Linked DNA regions of Homo sapiens: region 2 is linked to region 1. The links are chromatin loops, found by intact Hi-C in ENCODE. Cell type or tissue: OCI-LY7. All regions are shown on one strand.

Evidence for each region. A loop is a pair of places that touch in the nucleus more often than their neighbours do. Peaks named below come from ENCODE experiments on the same cell type or tissue, not always from the same donor. Only the 100,000 strongest peaks of a DNase experiment are listed, where the experiment ranks them.
Region 2: a loop joins it to region 1, with 4 times the contacts of the local background. A loop is called at or near these places in 4 of 110 quality-filtered maps.

What each region holds. Positions count from the first base shown.
Region 1 is chr6:105,892,985-105,900,984 of GRCh38, forward strand. It overlaps LOC105377923 (a long non-coding RNA gene), which reads right to left and starts at 113. Exons shown (of 3, transcript XR_001744275.2): 1 at 42-113. In OCI-LY7, no CTCF peak of the experiment used is centred here; DNase peaks (open chromatin) are centred at 177, 997, 3,217, 7,857 and 1 weaker place; H3K4me3 peaks cover 2,070 bases; H3K27ac peaks cover 5,404 bases.
Region 2 is chr6:105,753,780-105,761,779 of GRCh38, forward strand. No RefSeq gene overlaps it. Among named protein-coding and RNA genes, the nearest start is that of LINC02836, 130 kb to the left of the region's middle. In OCI-LY7, no CTCF peak of the experiment used is centred here; DNase peaks (open chromatin) are centred at 3,942 and 4,212; H3K4me3 peaks cover 2,183 bases; H3K27ac peaks cover 2,541 bases.

The DNA of each region.
Region 1 (8,000 bases):
TGTCAACACAGATGTGATAAGAGCAGAAAACAGTCCCTCACCACAGGCACAGCCACTGAAGTTCTTGCCAGGTAGAATCCAGTGGCCCAGTCCTTTTGATGACTCATCAAGTTGAAACTCAAGGTCAGAAAAAAGGGGAACTCAGAGAGGCAGTCAAAGCAGACAGAGGGAGGGGGCTTTACTTGCCAGAGACAGAAATGTCTCTGCAGATGGGCTGGAGGCGGTCAGTGTGGCTACAGCCTCACATTGATACTGACTTCTCCAAAATACCACCTGCCTCTAAACTCAAACTGGCGTTTATGTAATGACATTTCCTACTTATTACCAGCTGCCAAATGTTGAAATTCCCAGAAGCACCTTTCTAAAGTCTTAAATATCAACTCTAGCCTATTAAAGAAGAGAAAAAGACAAAGATGTGTTATTACCAGGTTTCTTTTTATTTTTTTTTTTAAAAAAGGCTCAAAACTAAAAATTATCTAGCCCTGGCTGAATTGGGGTGAAGATAAGTGAGTGATTATTACATTTCTTCTTCAGGTTATTTTTACCCTGAGTTACCTGTGCTGAATAAGCTAGCAAAGTTCCCAAAACGCCAGGCCACTAGGTCAAGTTTCTAGAAGTAGTAGCTACAGCCAACTTCTCAATTCTTTTATGTGGTGATTTGAAGACACATCTTCCAATTCTTCAGCATTCTTCCTAGTGAGAAGTGAGGTCTACAGCCCTCCTTTTTAAATCCAGGCAGCTTGTGTCTCCCATGCATCTCATGAAATGCATTGGAAGAGCTGTATGTGACTTCCATGGCTTGCTCATGAATGACAGTGAAGTTCTGTCTTCTTCCCAGGAATAGTCGTGGTAGGAGCCCTGAGCCCTGGCAGATAGGTCTTACTCTCCTGAGGTTGCCTTGCTGGGAGGGAGCCAAGCCACGTGGAGAGACCACGTGAAAATGTTCCAGGTGGCAGTCCTCCTCTTCAAGTCCTTCTTGCCCAGGTGCCGTATGTACGTGAACAAGGTCTCAGATGATTCTAGACCCAGCTGTTGAGTCAACCTCAGCCTTGAGTCTTCTCAGCTGAGGCCTCAGCTGTGATGGAGGGGAGGCTCAAACAAGTCATTCCCACTGTGCCCTTTCGGAATTCTTAACCCAAACGGATACTAACATAGTTATTGCTCTACATAACTGTGTTTAGAGTGGTTTTTGTTAGGTAGCAGTAATAACCAGAACAATATAGAAAAATGGGAGTTATTTTGTAGATGTCAAAGCAAATGTCCAACTTTTCTCCATTAACAGCTTCTACCTACAGCAAATCTCTCAAATATAAACAAATAAAAGCCAGCCTCAATACTTTATGAGAAGAGTGAGTTCCAAGCAGCTACACCTACTGAGAGAGAAAAAGGAATTGCGTCTGGAGAAGAGAGAGCTCAATTGGTACTTGAATGAATAAAGGAATGACTCAAGGAGCTATGAAATGTTTAGGTAAGGATATAGCAGGAGGCAAAGGATCATTTTCTGAGACCAATAGCAACTTCAGCCCCCAGTTCAAAAAAATTCAGTCCTGCAGAAATCACAATAGCATATCCTTATGTTCTTATTCTGTCATATTTTATGCAACTTAACAACCAAACACACACAAAGAACATATATATGTAACTGACACAAAACTGAGCTGGATAACAAACATATTCAATGGCAGAAAGACTCAAAATTATTTCGACAAGCTGGAACAGGGTGGAAGAATAAAAGTGAGTAATCTTATCCCAGAAGAGTGACCTCAGACCAGAGAGCAGCTGAAATGATTGCACAAGGACATCAATGTCTTTTGGGAGAGGTATTAGACTCATCTTGAAGATAAGAAGCAGCTATGGAATATTTTAAAATAGAGAAGCATGATGATAAAATCAGTGTTTTAGAAGATTAACTTGACATCTCTTTGTGTAATGGATTCAAGGGAGAACAAATAGAAGGAATAAATGACACTTAGCACTTAGGAAATGTTTGCAATCCCACCACAATGAAAGTACATGGATCGGGGCTGGTCTGACCAGAATGGGAGTGAAAAAGAAGCAAAGATGATTGGTGGTGTGACCATGAAGACTCGGGCAGCAGGCTGGGTATCAAGAGTAAAGAAAAAGTCAAAGAAGACTCAGAAGCCTGAGTGAGAGGTCAGCAAGTTCATGGAAACAGAAAAAGATGGGGGAGGAAGTATGTTTGGAGACAAGGAAAACAAGCTCAGGAGAAATCTATGGACTTTGAGATAATGTTATCAAGATTTTTAGCTTATAAAAAAAGTTGATGGATAATTGGAGACATTGGATTAAGGTTTACAAGGGAAGATAGGCCTAGAGAAATGGATTTGGGAAACACATCAGCCTAGAGTTGATACCTAAAGCCATGAATAAATTCCCATATTTTTGCCATCTTAGACTCTTTGCTAGATCTTTAGCCTTCATGGCATATTATATTCAGGATGAAAATTTTTGAAAATATATGGCATTGTTTTCTTTCTTTCTTTTCTTTTTTTTTTTTTTTTTTTTTTTGAGACAGAGTCTTACTCCGTTGCCCAGACTGGAGTGCAGTGGTGCTATCTTGGCTCACTACAACCTCCGCCTCCCGGGTTCAAGTGATTCTCCTGCCTCTGCCTCCTGAGTAGCTGGGATTACAGGTGTGCATTATCATGCCTGGCTAATTTTTGTATTTTTGGTAGAGATGGGGTTTCACCATGTTGGTCAGGCTGGTCTCAAACTCCTGACCTCAAGTGATCCACCCACCTTGGCCTCCCACAGTGTTGGGATTACAGGTGTGAGCCACCAAGTCTGGCCTACCGCATCTTTTTCTTGTAGGGAGCTGCATAATTAGGTCTACCATGCAATAGCAATTTTATTGATAATTTTATAATTAAGAAACAAAATATGAATTGCCAAGATTACCTATATTCATTTTGGCTCTCAGTCTATTTTGAACTATTTCTCCTACTCCTACCTTCAACTGACAGGATTGGCCACAGAAATCATAGAACCATTTTGAATGCTTTTAAAGACTATCTGGGTGGGCCACCATTCATACTGCTCTCCACTTGAATGAATTGTCAGAACACCAAGAGCTTTTGCAGAGCCAGAAAGAACCAAAGAACGTGCAGCTGGAGGTATCAGCTGTGCATATCTAATTCTGGCCAAAACACCTCCCCAGAGTGTCCAGCTGGAGAGAGGGGAAGAAAAAAAGAAGAAAGACAGTAATTCAGTCAGGGACGTCAACAGCGGCTGAAGACGCGAGCTGGTTGCAGAGCACTGATACTGTTGGGTACAAAAAGAGGTGCTGCTGCCACCACAATATTTGGATAACCTGCAATTGCAAAGTACACATCTGTCTGTGACCATCTGTCTGAAAGTATGCTGGAGGTCAGAGGCTCGGTGAATACAGCAACCTGCAAGTGGAATGAGATAAGATAAAAAGAAGAGGGAAGTATGCAAGGAATCCCATTGGTTTCGCTTAAAAAGACACAGCAAGTTGAAAGAAAGTGTGGGATGGGATCTCCTTAAGTAAATTATGATTCAGCAAGTGCCGTTTTATCTGCCTAAGAAAGTAATTACAGGAAAGCAGTGTTTCCTGAAAAGTGTCTTTAAGGATGAGCCCGTTTGGAATAGTGAGAGGGTGCTGGCAGATGAAGGGTAGCAACCGCATGGCTTCCCCGGAGATGGTCTGGCCTGATCTGTCAGGTGCAGAATTGAGATTATTAGCACAGAAAACTTTGAAACTTGCTTTCCTTGACCTCCACAACACCCAGCACCTTCCACGCTCTGATTTTCTCCTATCTCTCTTGGCCATCCTTCAGTTGCTTTCACAGGTTTATCTTCCTCTGCCTGTTTCTTAATACTGGGGCTCCCCTGGGCTCCAAGCCCTCCCCTCTTCCTATTCAAACACTCTCCCTAAGTGATCTCATGCACTCCCTCGGTTTCACTGTCATTTGTGTATTGATGACTGTCAAATATTTACTCTTACTCAGATCTCTTGTCTAGGCTCGGGCCTGGATTGTAACTACATCCTTGGTACCTCCTCTTGGGCATTTTACAGTCTCAACTTGTCTAAAGTCGAACTCATGACTTTCTTCCAGAGACTCTTGCCTCTTCTAGTGTTTGCTATCAGTGAATGGCACCTCCATTCACAAGTTACCCAAGTTGGCCACCTAGGAGTCCTCTCCTTCCCTTGGCCCATCCTTCAACCACACATCAGCGTCCAAAATCCATCCACTGCTTTCCAACCCCACTTCCATTATCCTAGGCCAAGGAGCCACTATTTTTCATGACCACAATAAACTTCTGATTTGTCTTCCTCTTATTATCACAACAGCCTCCAACTGGTCTGCCTGTCTGTGGTCTTGACTCAGCCCTACTTCATCCCCAATTCATTCTCAAGCTCTCATTCTAAAATTAATTCAATCATCTCACTTCTATCTAAATCTCTTTAATGGATTCTATTGCTCTTAGTATAAGGTCCAGATTTATTAATAAGATTTGCATAGTTTGCTGCATCTACCTTTTTATCCCTCACCTCTACCTTCCTTTAAACTCTACAGTCCAGTTACACTGAGTTGGTTTTTTTGTTTGTTTTTATTTTGTTTTTTATTTCCTTGAACACACCAAGTTCTCCCACAATTACAGCATTTTGCAAATGCTGCCTGACAGCCTCTTCTCCTTTTATTTGCCAAACAATGACTATTTATCCTTTAGGTCCCAGTATAGACATAACTTTCCAGTGTAGATTAGGGCCCCCCTCCTTTCCACCATGATCTCCCCAACGACCCTGTATTTCTCCCCATCAAATCACACTCTACTGTTAATGCCTGTTTACACAGCTTTATCTTCCACTAGACCTTGAGCTCCATGAGGGCAGAAAGCATGTCTGTTTTGTGGGCAATTGTATCTCCAGTACCCAGCCCAGTATTGGGCTTGATATATGTAGAATGAATACATGAATACATGAATTGCAGGCACACTAATTGACAGCAGAACTTCACCAGGTCTATGTCAAACAACATCACCTCAGAGAATTAGAAAGATTCCAAAATTCCTTCATCTAGGATGAGCCTGGCAGCTGCAGCATCTCCAGGAACATTCATTTCCTGAGGTGTGGCCAAAAAGAATTTTCTGAGAGATTCTCAACTGCAGCTCACTGAGAGTCTCTTACACCAAGCACAAAGTAATCTCTTTGCTTCCAGCAAGCAACATTCAACAATTAATGAATCTTTCCCTTGGTGTCAGGAGCTTAGGAAGGCAGACTATAAAACAGAAAAGTTGAGGTGGTCTCAGTCTTCCTAGAGTAGATTGTCTTGGACTATTCCCTAAATCAGTGGTTTCAAATCTCACGTATGTTATCAGAGTCATCTGGAGACCTTGTGAAAGCACAGATGTCTGAACCTGACCCCCAGAGTTTCTGAATCAGTAGGTCTGGGATGAGGCCATAGAATTTGCATTTCTAATAAGTCTCCAGGTGATGCTGATGCTGCTGATCTGGGGACCACAACCTTGAGAACCACCGCACTAAACATTTGAGTCACCCCTCTTAGTCATACAAACATAAGAGAAGCAGGCTCCCAATGTACTGAGGGAGGATGGACGCCTCTTCCTGAACCCTGGCCGACTGCTAAGCAGGATGTGGGAAAACTTGGAATTAAAGGAACTCTGGGAAACAAGAAATCAGAAACCCGGAAATCCAACCCCTTCTGTATTGAGGGTGAAGATGACTAGAACACTCTGATAGCTTAGGACAGTCCAAATTAAAATATCTCTGCAAGAAAAGGACATCATGGGCATTGTGATGGATGTGACCACTGAGCATCCACTCTTCTTCTGAAAATAGCTCCTCCTTTTCCCTTGATGAACTGCTATTCTCCAGCTCTTAGTCCTTGTGATTCAAGTAAGGCCAACTTCACACCTTGGGCACAGGAGAGGACCCAAAACTTAGATCTGTGCAATAAGTGTGTGTCACACCCAGCCCATAATGATTGCTTCAGAGCTGGTGTGTGATCCAGGTTGATCTAATGAAAGTAAGCCCTAGAAGACTGTTCAAACTGTTGGGACGGGAACCATCCCTTTCCTCTGAGCTTGCCAAACCAATAAGATGTAAGTCTGGGGCTTCCGATGGCCATTGCCACTAGTGGGAAAAATGTACCAGAGAATGACACGAACACTGAAGAAAACCCAGCCAAGAGATGAAGAGACATATTCCTGACAATATTATCTGGATCCAGCAGATCTTGAAGTTAGAATACCCCAGAATCTGAGCTGAGCATTTATTACTCGCAACTGAAAGTATAGACTGAAATAAGAGAGAGTTCTTTCTTTTACCTTTTTTTTTTTTTTTTTTTGGAGACAGTCTCACTCTGTCACCTAGGCTAGAGTGCAGTGGTGCAGTCTCGGCTCACTGCAAACTCCACCTCCCAGGTTCCAGCGAGTCTCCTCCCTCAGCCTCCCGAGTAGCTGGAATTACAGGTGCCTGTCACCACACCTGGCTAAGTTTTGTATTTTTAGCAGAGATGGGGTTTCACCATGTTGGCCAGGCTGGTCTCGAACTCCTGACCTCAAGTGATCCACTCACCTCGGCCTCCCAAACTGCTGGGATTATAGGCATGAGGCACTGCGTCCAGCCTAAAATAAGAGGGAGTTCTACTAGCCAACTCATGCATTGCTCTGCTCCAGGGTACCTAAGTAACCAACTGCTCTAATGGTTTCTCTCCAGATGGACAGACCTGCCAGGTTGATACCTTTGCCAGCCCCTCTGGAATTCCAGTGAATAAAATTTTCCCTAACAGATCACTTGTTTAGTGTAGCACTTAGCGCCTAGCCTCACCACTGTTTACTTACCTCCTTTCCCTCCTCTGTGAGCTCTCTGCATGTAAGAACTACACTCTTTATAACAGTTTTGTTGGTGGCCATGCACAGTGGCTGACTTATAGTAGATGCTCTATGGAGTGACTGTTTGCAAACAACCTTCCAAATAAGATAAGAATAACAAAATTGAGCCTGGTTAGTCTGCATCCAGATAGAATGGAATTTTTTAAATGGCAGCAAGGGGAGCAAAGCACATTGTTAAGTAATGCTAAATGAAAACAGGCAGCAACCCTCAAAGGTGAGCTTCAAAAGTCAGATCAACCTTCACTCAGCCCTAGAACATTTCTAACTAAATCCCACCTCTCACTAGAAGTGTCACCATTTTTCTTTTCTTTGAAAAAGCATGATGGGGGAGGGGGTGCTGGAGAACGACAAATGAGAGGGTGACTCCCATATAAGTCAGCTTCCTCTTCCCCAAATCAGTTTCCAGAAACTCTGCCATATCATGCAACGAGAACCCCCAGCTCCTAATTCAAAGGAAAGTCTCAGAGGTCTTGGGTAAAGACGATAACACCTCTCCTTTGGTGGCTTTCAGTGATAAACAGCTTCCTGCCTGAGCACTCATAAACCTGAACTCGTGGAAAAGAATTACTACACGGAAAACAGAACCCAGGCAGGGTTCGTAAACGGTACCCGGCATGGGTTTCTCACATCTTCGTTGATAAACGTCCTGTTGCCTCCTGAGGAATCTGTGAGACTCCTTGGGTACAGCTGTGGTCAGGAACACACCATGCAACAACTAGACCTGAGAAGTGTCCATCTTTCTGCCATCGAGACCTGCCCTAGAAGAAAAACAGAAACAACACAGATGGAGCTGCCTGTTCAAATCCTTGTGGATGTCATAAGATTAGCAGCTTTCCTCTGAGTCGGCCTCAAAGACTTCCTTTGCAATTGTTCCTAAGCTAGCTCAAGGGATAGGCAGTGAAGTTCACTAAAACAAAAACATAACCTCAAACATCCAAAACAGCTGGTGGAAATTGTGACTGTTTTAGAGGAGCTGACTTATCTAGCTGAGTCAAAACAAGTGTGAGCGCTTCAAACAGGCACAAGATCAGAAACAAAATTAGGTGTTTATTGAGTGCTGTCCTCTTGATTTTTTTTTTCTCCTTTGCTTAGGCATGAAT
Region 2 (8,000 bases), 140 kb before region 1:
ATTCCTGCCAAGTTTCCTTAAGCCTGGAAAGGCCTGCAAATGCTAATCCAAGAAAGCCAGGGAAAGCAACAAATACTAATTTTCTCATAGACTGAAAGGGAAATACTGTGAGACGGGGGCCGGGGGCTTCTTTTTGTGAAGGAACCATCGGGGGCTTCTTTTTGTGAAGGAACCATGAGGGCCTAAGGATGTCAGCTCTAGAGAAAGCCCCAGGTGGGACCAGATGGAGTTTAGAATAGTCTGCAAGCCACAAAGACATGGGATGGGGAAATCGCCCTTGTAGGCACAAGGCAGCTAATGCCAATATTCATCTGCACCAAGGCCCACCTCCTCTAGACAAGGGTAAAGGTCTGAAGAGTTCAGAGAAATTAACCCCAGTAGTCTATATTCCTCAGTAAAGCTGAAGGATGTAAGGTTTCCATACACAACTATAGTGAAAAAAATACATTAACTTCCTTTCACAAAGGCTTGATTTTATTTATAGTTTATATGTAGCTCCTTTTTTTTTTTTTTTTTTGAGATGAATTTTCACTCTTGTTCCCCAGGCTGGAGTGCAATGGCGCGATCTCAGCTCACTGCAACCTCTGCCTCCCAGGTTCAAGCGATTCTCCTGCCTCAGCCACCTGAGTAATTGGGATTACAGGCATGCACCACCACGCCCAGCTAATTTTTATATTTTTAGTAGAGACACAGTTTCCCCATGTTGGCCAGGCTGGTCTCGAACTCCTGACCTCAGGTGATCCGCCCACCTCGGCCTCCCAAAGTGTTAGGATTACAGGTGTGAGCCACCATGGCCAGCCTATATGTAGCTCTTTAAACAGTACCTGGCCACCTTCTTCATTTGTTCTACTTCATTACTTAGGAAATTGGCTAGCTTTCAAGAAGAATTTATTTTCCCAAAAAGGATTTTCCAAAATCAGACATAATTGGTATTAACATTTTTTAGTAAAGGAAAAACAAAGCCAATGTATTGAACATTCTATATGTGCTAGGTTCTATGTTAAGTGTTTCACATTCATTATCTCATTTTCTCTCGAAGAAAGATATTTTCTATTAATTTTGGGATTGATACAAGACAGAAAAGTTGTTAAACTTTAGAGCAGGGGTCCCCATTTCCCAGGCCATGGACCAGTACCATTCTGTGGCCTGTTAGGAACTGAGCCACACGGCAGGAGGTGAGCAGTAGGCGAGGGAGCAGAGCTTCATCTGCATTTACAGCCGCTCCCCATCACTTGCATTACTGCTTGATCTCTGCCCCCTGTCATATCAGCAGTGGCATTAGATTCTCATAGGAGTGCAAACCCTATTGTGAACTGCGCATGTGAGGGATCTAGGTTTTATGCTCTTTATGAGAATCTAATGCCTGATGATCTGTCACTGTCTCCCATCACCCCCAGATGGGACCATCTAGTTGCAGGAAAATGAGCTCAGGGCTCCCACTGATTCTACATTATGGTAAGTTGTATAATTATTTCATTACATATTACAATGTAACAATAATAGAAATAAAGTACACAATAAATATAATGCATTTCAATCATCCCAAAACCATCCTCCCCCTCCCCCAGTCTATGGAAAAATTGTCTTCCACGAAACTAGTTCCTGGTGCCAAAAAGGTTGGGGACTGCTGCTTTAGTGGACTGCAGAGTAAATGAATAATTGAGAGAAAGGTTCATCAGGAGGGAAGAAACTTCGGCTCCAGTCTGGCTGGATAGAGGAGCTGCTGCTGTCTTGGTTAAGTTGTAGGTCAATAATAGTGCTAGAGAGGGTCTCAATCCATTCTTCAAAGAACAATTATCCAGAGCCTCTGTACCCACCCCACTCCATGCAACACCCCGATAGGTCTCTTATTAGAAGCAAAATGGAGAAACAGTCATCTTTTTGCCTTTCTGAGGAGCCAATTCCTTAACTTTGATTTTCATCTAATGTACACTATTAACTGGTTACCATTGCTTCTTCCAATCATCTATTTTCTCAGCCATATTTATTGAGTGACTACTGTGTGCCAGATATTGGGCTACACACTCTGCATCCATGGCGCAATCTCTGCCTGCAAGAAGTCTGCCGTCGATTCCCTTCTCCCTTTTAGGGAGGCAGAGACACCAGCCAGAGCTGCAGGGTGGTGCCCAAAGAAACAGTTGAGGTAGGATGTACTCGGTACTTCAGCCAGGGTAACTCTCTACTCCCATACATGAGCCAAAAGACCATGACCTTCAGGGAATCAAAGTTAGAAGGCAGGTAGAAGAGTCTTCAACACAGAAGAAAAATCCAGCTGGTGATTCAGAAATGGAAGGACAGAAATGAGTGCACCTGCTCACCGTGGGGGTGGAGGAGGGTAGAGAGGATTTACCGAGTCAAGGAAGTGTAGTGCACAGGCACTTTTATTGGGACACAGACTCCTCCATGAGCAGGGAGGGAGCTCTCAAGGATGTTGTTTGTGGCATGGAGGCAGCTCAGAGATTCAGAGGAGAGGTACACAAAAACTAACAGCCACACCGGAAAGGAGCATAGCGCGTAGTCAAATGACTATGGAGTCCAGAATCAGACCAGGGTTTTAATCCTGGTACCACTGCTTTCTCAAACTAGTAATGTCAGCTCTGTGAGCCTCAGTTTTCTCATCTGTATCATAGGAATGATGTTTCTGTTGTGAGAATTAAATGACATGATGTATGTAAAGTCCCAGGCCTATTCTAGACATCCAATAAACAGTAGTTATACTCAATGAAGAAAGCACCAAAAAAGACATACTTGTCTCCCCTGGAGAAGTTCAGAGGAGGAATCACCAGTGCACAGCCTTGAAGAATCGGAAGGAGTTCCAATTGGGGATGGAGGGAAGGTAGAAGAAACCACATGGGTGGGACACGTAGTTGGACACTAGAGGCCAGAGTGCCTGGGGGCGGGTGTGAGAGAAGAGGCTGCAGCGCCAGGTCCTGAGGAGATGCCTGCCATGTACAAAAGCTACATCTGCCTTGACCAGAAAGTGGTGGGAGTTTTAAGCAGCAGCCTGCCAGGAACATGATTAGGTGATAATAGGTAACACTCATGCAGCCAACCCCTAATTAGAGCTTCCTATAGGCCAAACACTATTCTAAGCCCTTTACATATATTAACTGAATTCTCACATAATCCTTTGAACTAAGTACTAAGGAAACTAAGGCAGAGAGAGGTTAATGCCTGGGCAACCTGGCGAAACACCATCTCTACAAAAAATACAAAAAGTAGCCAGGTGTGATGGTGCATGCCCATAGTCCCAGCTACTCCAGAGGCTGAGATGGGAGGATTGCTTGAGCCTGGGAGGCGGAGGCTACAGTAAGCTGAGATCACACCATTGCAATACAGCCTGGACAACAGAGTTAGACCCTGTCTCAAAAAAAAAAAAAAGTTCCCAAGGACATATCATCCTAACTCAGTGTGCATTTACATGGATAAGGCTGAGAGGAAGGAAGTTTGGAGAGAAGACAGATTGGAAAAGAGAAGGCACTAGAAATGAGTTAGGAGGGAAGGTCCAGATGGGAAATGAACGTGCCAGAATTAAGGTTGTAGGGAGGAAAAGAAGAGGTTACGCTTAATGGAAAATCCAGGGTTCAGGGAACCTAGTGACCAGTTGGATGTGGAGACAAGTAATTCCTTTGGGAAAGATTTTGTGAATTTAGTTGGTCTGTTCTCCTCTTTGAAATATTTTTATAACACTCCTTTCCAAGGGGGTGACTTTACCAGAATGACAGCTTGCACTTTCACCAATGTCCATTCACTGGTTCCTAACCCTGAAATCTAGCCAACTAAGGTATTAGGACTTCAAAAAAAAATCAACATGGTGGTGTGGTTTTCACCTTGAAATGGGGTATTTACTCCTCCTCTAACAATAGACATGTTGTTTCTGTCTTCTAGGAGTTTCACTTTGATGTGTCAAAGGAAATGCCATGAACTCTAGGGGAGAGTCATCACTGCGTGAATGCAGGATAAACAGCAGGTGTGGCTGGGGCTTTAGGACAAGTGCCAGTCGTCCTATTCCATTTTTAGAGATAAAAAAAAAATGAATGTTTCAAGTGCTTTGGTTTTCAGGAGTCAAAGACAGCTTTCAAAAGAGTCCACGAATAGAAGCCCAACATTTCAGAGTGAAGCTGCATGACAGAGACACTTCTTAGTGTCTCCATGATCATGATTAGGAAGCCGAAACCAACACACTCTTCTTTGCATCACTTGGGTGAAGCAGGTGGGAGGCAGATGTCCTGCCTGCACACCTGGGTAGGTTGAAGGCAGCTCTTTAATTTGAACATTGAGCAATCACCTTCCCTTTTAGAACCTTGCAAATTAAATTTGCCCTAGGAACAAGTAAACAGATGATCTGGCAAAAGCCAGGTCCAGGGACCGGAAAGAGATCATAATATTAATAATAACCCCTTACATTTGCATTGTTTCTGTATCCTTCACACAGCGGTCCCAGTGAAATGATCATGTGCTTATTCTTGTCTTCACTGGAAAGCTAAGGAGTCTAGGGCTTAGAGAACTGTCTTGCCCCAGGTAATAGCAAAATAGAGGCAGAGCGGAGACAGGTTTTCTGACGATAAGCCTAGTGTTTCTGCCAGCACACCATCAATAAGCAGATTGTAATGGCTTTGGTTCTTCTAGCAACAGAATCTTCTTTTTTTTTTCTTTTTCTATTTTACTTTAAGTTCTGGGATACATGTGCAAAACATGCAGGTTTGTTACATAGATACACATGTGCCATGGTGGTTTCCTGCACCTATCAACCCATCATCTAGGTTTTAAGCCCTGCATGCATTAGGTACTTGTCCTAATGCTCTCCCTCCTCTTACCCCCACCCCCCAACAAGCCCTGGTATGTGATACAGAATCTGTGACAATAGAAACCTCTTATTCCTGGGGGGACCCTACTCCCCTACTTAGGAATGGACTTGTTATGTAGGATGTAGGTCTCCTCCATTTGGTTAAAGGATAGACAGATGGCTGATCTGAGTTGGGCCAAGCCTCAGTTTTCCCCAGTCCTCCTCATCTTTCTCTCTTGGAGAAAGAAGCTGTCTTCCTCCTGAGGTTGTGAAACTGGGAAGCTTAAGCAGCCTCTGGCCCTCATACTCACCAGGGAGAAAGACTTTTAAAAAGATGGAGCCAAAAATGAATCGTGTTTAAGCTTTTGATTCTAGCCATGTCAGAAACTAGTTCTACTTTTGGACTGTTTAGTTATATTAACTAATTAATTACTTCTATTGCTTAAGCTAATTTGAGTGTTTTGCTTTGTCTTTTTTGGTTTGGTCACCTTCAACCAAGAGTCCAAACCAACAGATGCCCAATAGAAATAACAAACCTCAATATGGGTGGCTCAGAGAAGACCTCTTGAATGTACTACCTGGTTCCCTGCCCCCACCTTCCTCTTCCAGGTCCACACACAGTGATGGCTCACCCATGCTGTGAGCAGCCTACAATCAGGTTATTTCAGGGAACTCCGGCCCCTCCTTAACCAGAATAACCAGAATGGTTTCTTCCTGCCTCTATCTTGAATTTTTGAGAGGCATGCCTTGGATCAAGTACCTAGGATATATGTTTCTGGGAGCCTTTTAGCTCTGGGAGGTGGAAAGTACGTATAGGTTGGGGCTAAGGTAGGTTGCACCCCTCAATATTCATGGAATCAGGGGGATTGGGTGGATTCATTTACTCTTTGAAATAAACTCAGGTTCATTTTATCCTTTTGCAGTCTTTCTGATAACTTTCAGGACACAACTCAATAAAGTAGGGTCCTTCACAAGACCTCCATGAGGCCAGGAAGCCCTCTGAGAATTTCTATTGGGGTCTTCAGTCCAGAGCCCTTGGCCATGTTGCTCCAGTGAAGGCTAGCCCAGAAAAGGCTACAGCAAACTCTGTGCCCCTTCATGTCCCTCTCAGAGCTAAACAGAGACAGCAATGAGACCTAAATATGTTTCGCTTTTCCCACTTTTGCCAAATAGACAGTGTTTCAAAGGAAATGCCTTATGTAAATACAATAACAAAAGCTAACATGCACATAATGAAGTTGAAAGAAAACTGTACCCTGTTTTACTACTGTAGTTTGCACAAATTGCTTCTTTGGAATGATAAATTCCGAGTAAACTGTAGCTATTTTGAGACACAAATTCCAGCCCTCCCCAGTCAAACAAAGTATCTTTGATTTCTTTAAATAATGACATATATGAGGCTTGAGCCCATCCAAAGAAAAGCAAAAGCTGTCTCATTGCTCCTTAAGAACATGCATCCCACAACCACGGTCTTCTTCCCGGCGTGTGTGCATTCTGACTTGCATGATCTGGCCTCAAGAGCATTGTTGGCATACTGTTGTTTGTGTTACTCAGGATTAGCAGAAAATTTCTGTGGGTGTTTTACGTCACTGGAGTAGGAAGCACTGAAAAATTATACCCACTTGATTGATATTTCTGGAAAGAGAACTCTAACTTACTAGAGGAAGGGGGTGGGGTGGCCAGGAAAGAAAAGAATGAGTAAGACTCAAGAAAGCCCCATCAGGAAAGTCCCACTTGGAAAACTGAATTGATGGAGATGAGATTTCTTGCATGAAGCAGCATTAAGCTCTATTTGGTAGGGAAATCAAAGTTCTTATTGTCTCAGAGGGGGTGAAAAAAAAAAGTGTGGATCTCATGTCAGTGTCTACCAATTTATGGAACTGAACTTTGGCAAGAGACAGTGAGAGTTACAAAGCAGTACAATTTCCCTTTCAATAAACTACAGATTTGTATGTAATTGGGTGGAAGGGGCCGGTAGAGTTTAGTCTGGAAACATTTGGTACAAAGTTTGAGATTTTTCAGATATTCCAGAGAAGTATAACAGTCACAGAATAATGTCTAGTCCACATGTCTTTTTTTAAAGGCATTAAAGAAAACTAACACTGCAATTTTAAAAATGGGCAAAAGAGTACAAATATAGTTTGTAAAAGAAGAAATACAAATGTGAAGACTCAAACAAAACAAACAAGGCCCTGACCTCATTTATAATCAAAGAGGTGCAATATAAAATAATAAGGACCTATTTTTTAATGTACTGCATGAATGAAACATTTTTATGTGATAATCTCTTCTTTGACTGGTGTCAGGAGGCAGGCACACATGTACTGATTCCAGTAACACCACCATTAGGGAAAGTAATTTGCCAATATATTTTTTAAAGGTATGTACTTTGACCCCCATAAGTCTACTGCTAGGAATTTATTCCAGGAAAAATTGTGAGAGGTACATAAATATTTACATTCAGAGTCGCATTGATTAAATGTTGAAAAATGGCAAATAACTCAAATGTCTAACAATATGGGCTACGTTAATTTTTGTTTTTCTGTTTTTTGGGTTTTTTTTTCTTTTCGTTTACATTCTCTCATGAAGGGCTAAATTAATTAAGGTATACTCACACAACTGTTTATTATAAAAATATATAAAATCTTTTTTTAATGTTGTTATGAGAAAATCTTCAATGTAACAGTAAGAAGAAACATCTAATTATAAATTTTATTTAAAATATTATGTGATATATAAATGTACACATATATAATAAAAACAGTATATATATCTAATATATAGTAAATATATAGTGAGATAAGATATGGGAGGAAATAAAATTTGTTCATGGTAGTAATCACTGGGTGATAAAATTATAAATTTTTTTGAAATTATAAATCTGTAATTTCATAATGTTTGAGGTATGGGAAAATTTTTTCTTAAGGCACACCTTAGATGTCTAAAAGAATATTTCTAGACTGGGCATGGTGGTTCATGCCTATAATCCCAGCACTTTGGGAGGCCAAAGCAGGGGGATTGCTTGAGGCCAGGAGTTCAAGATGCCCAAAATAATATCTCTAAGATAACTGAGTAGCCAGACAGCCAGATAGAACTTGGCAAAAAAAATTTCCCCCTTAATATTTTATTGCACTTATTTTTTAAAAAGCAAGATGGAGGAGTACTGTGAAATAGTAAAGAGGGTATGGGACTCACAAATATGTTGCATGCGATA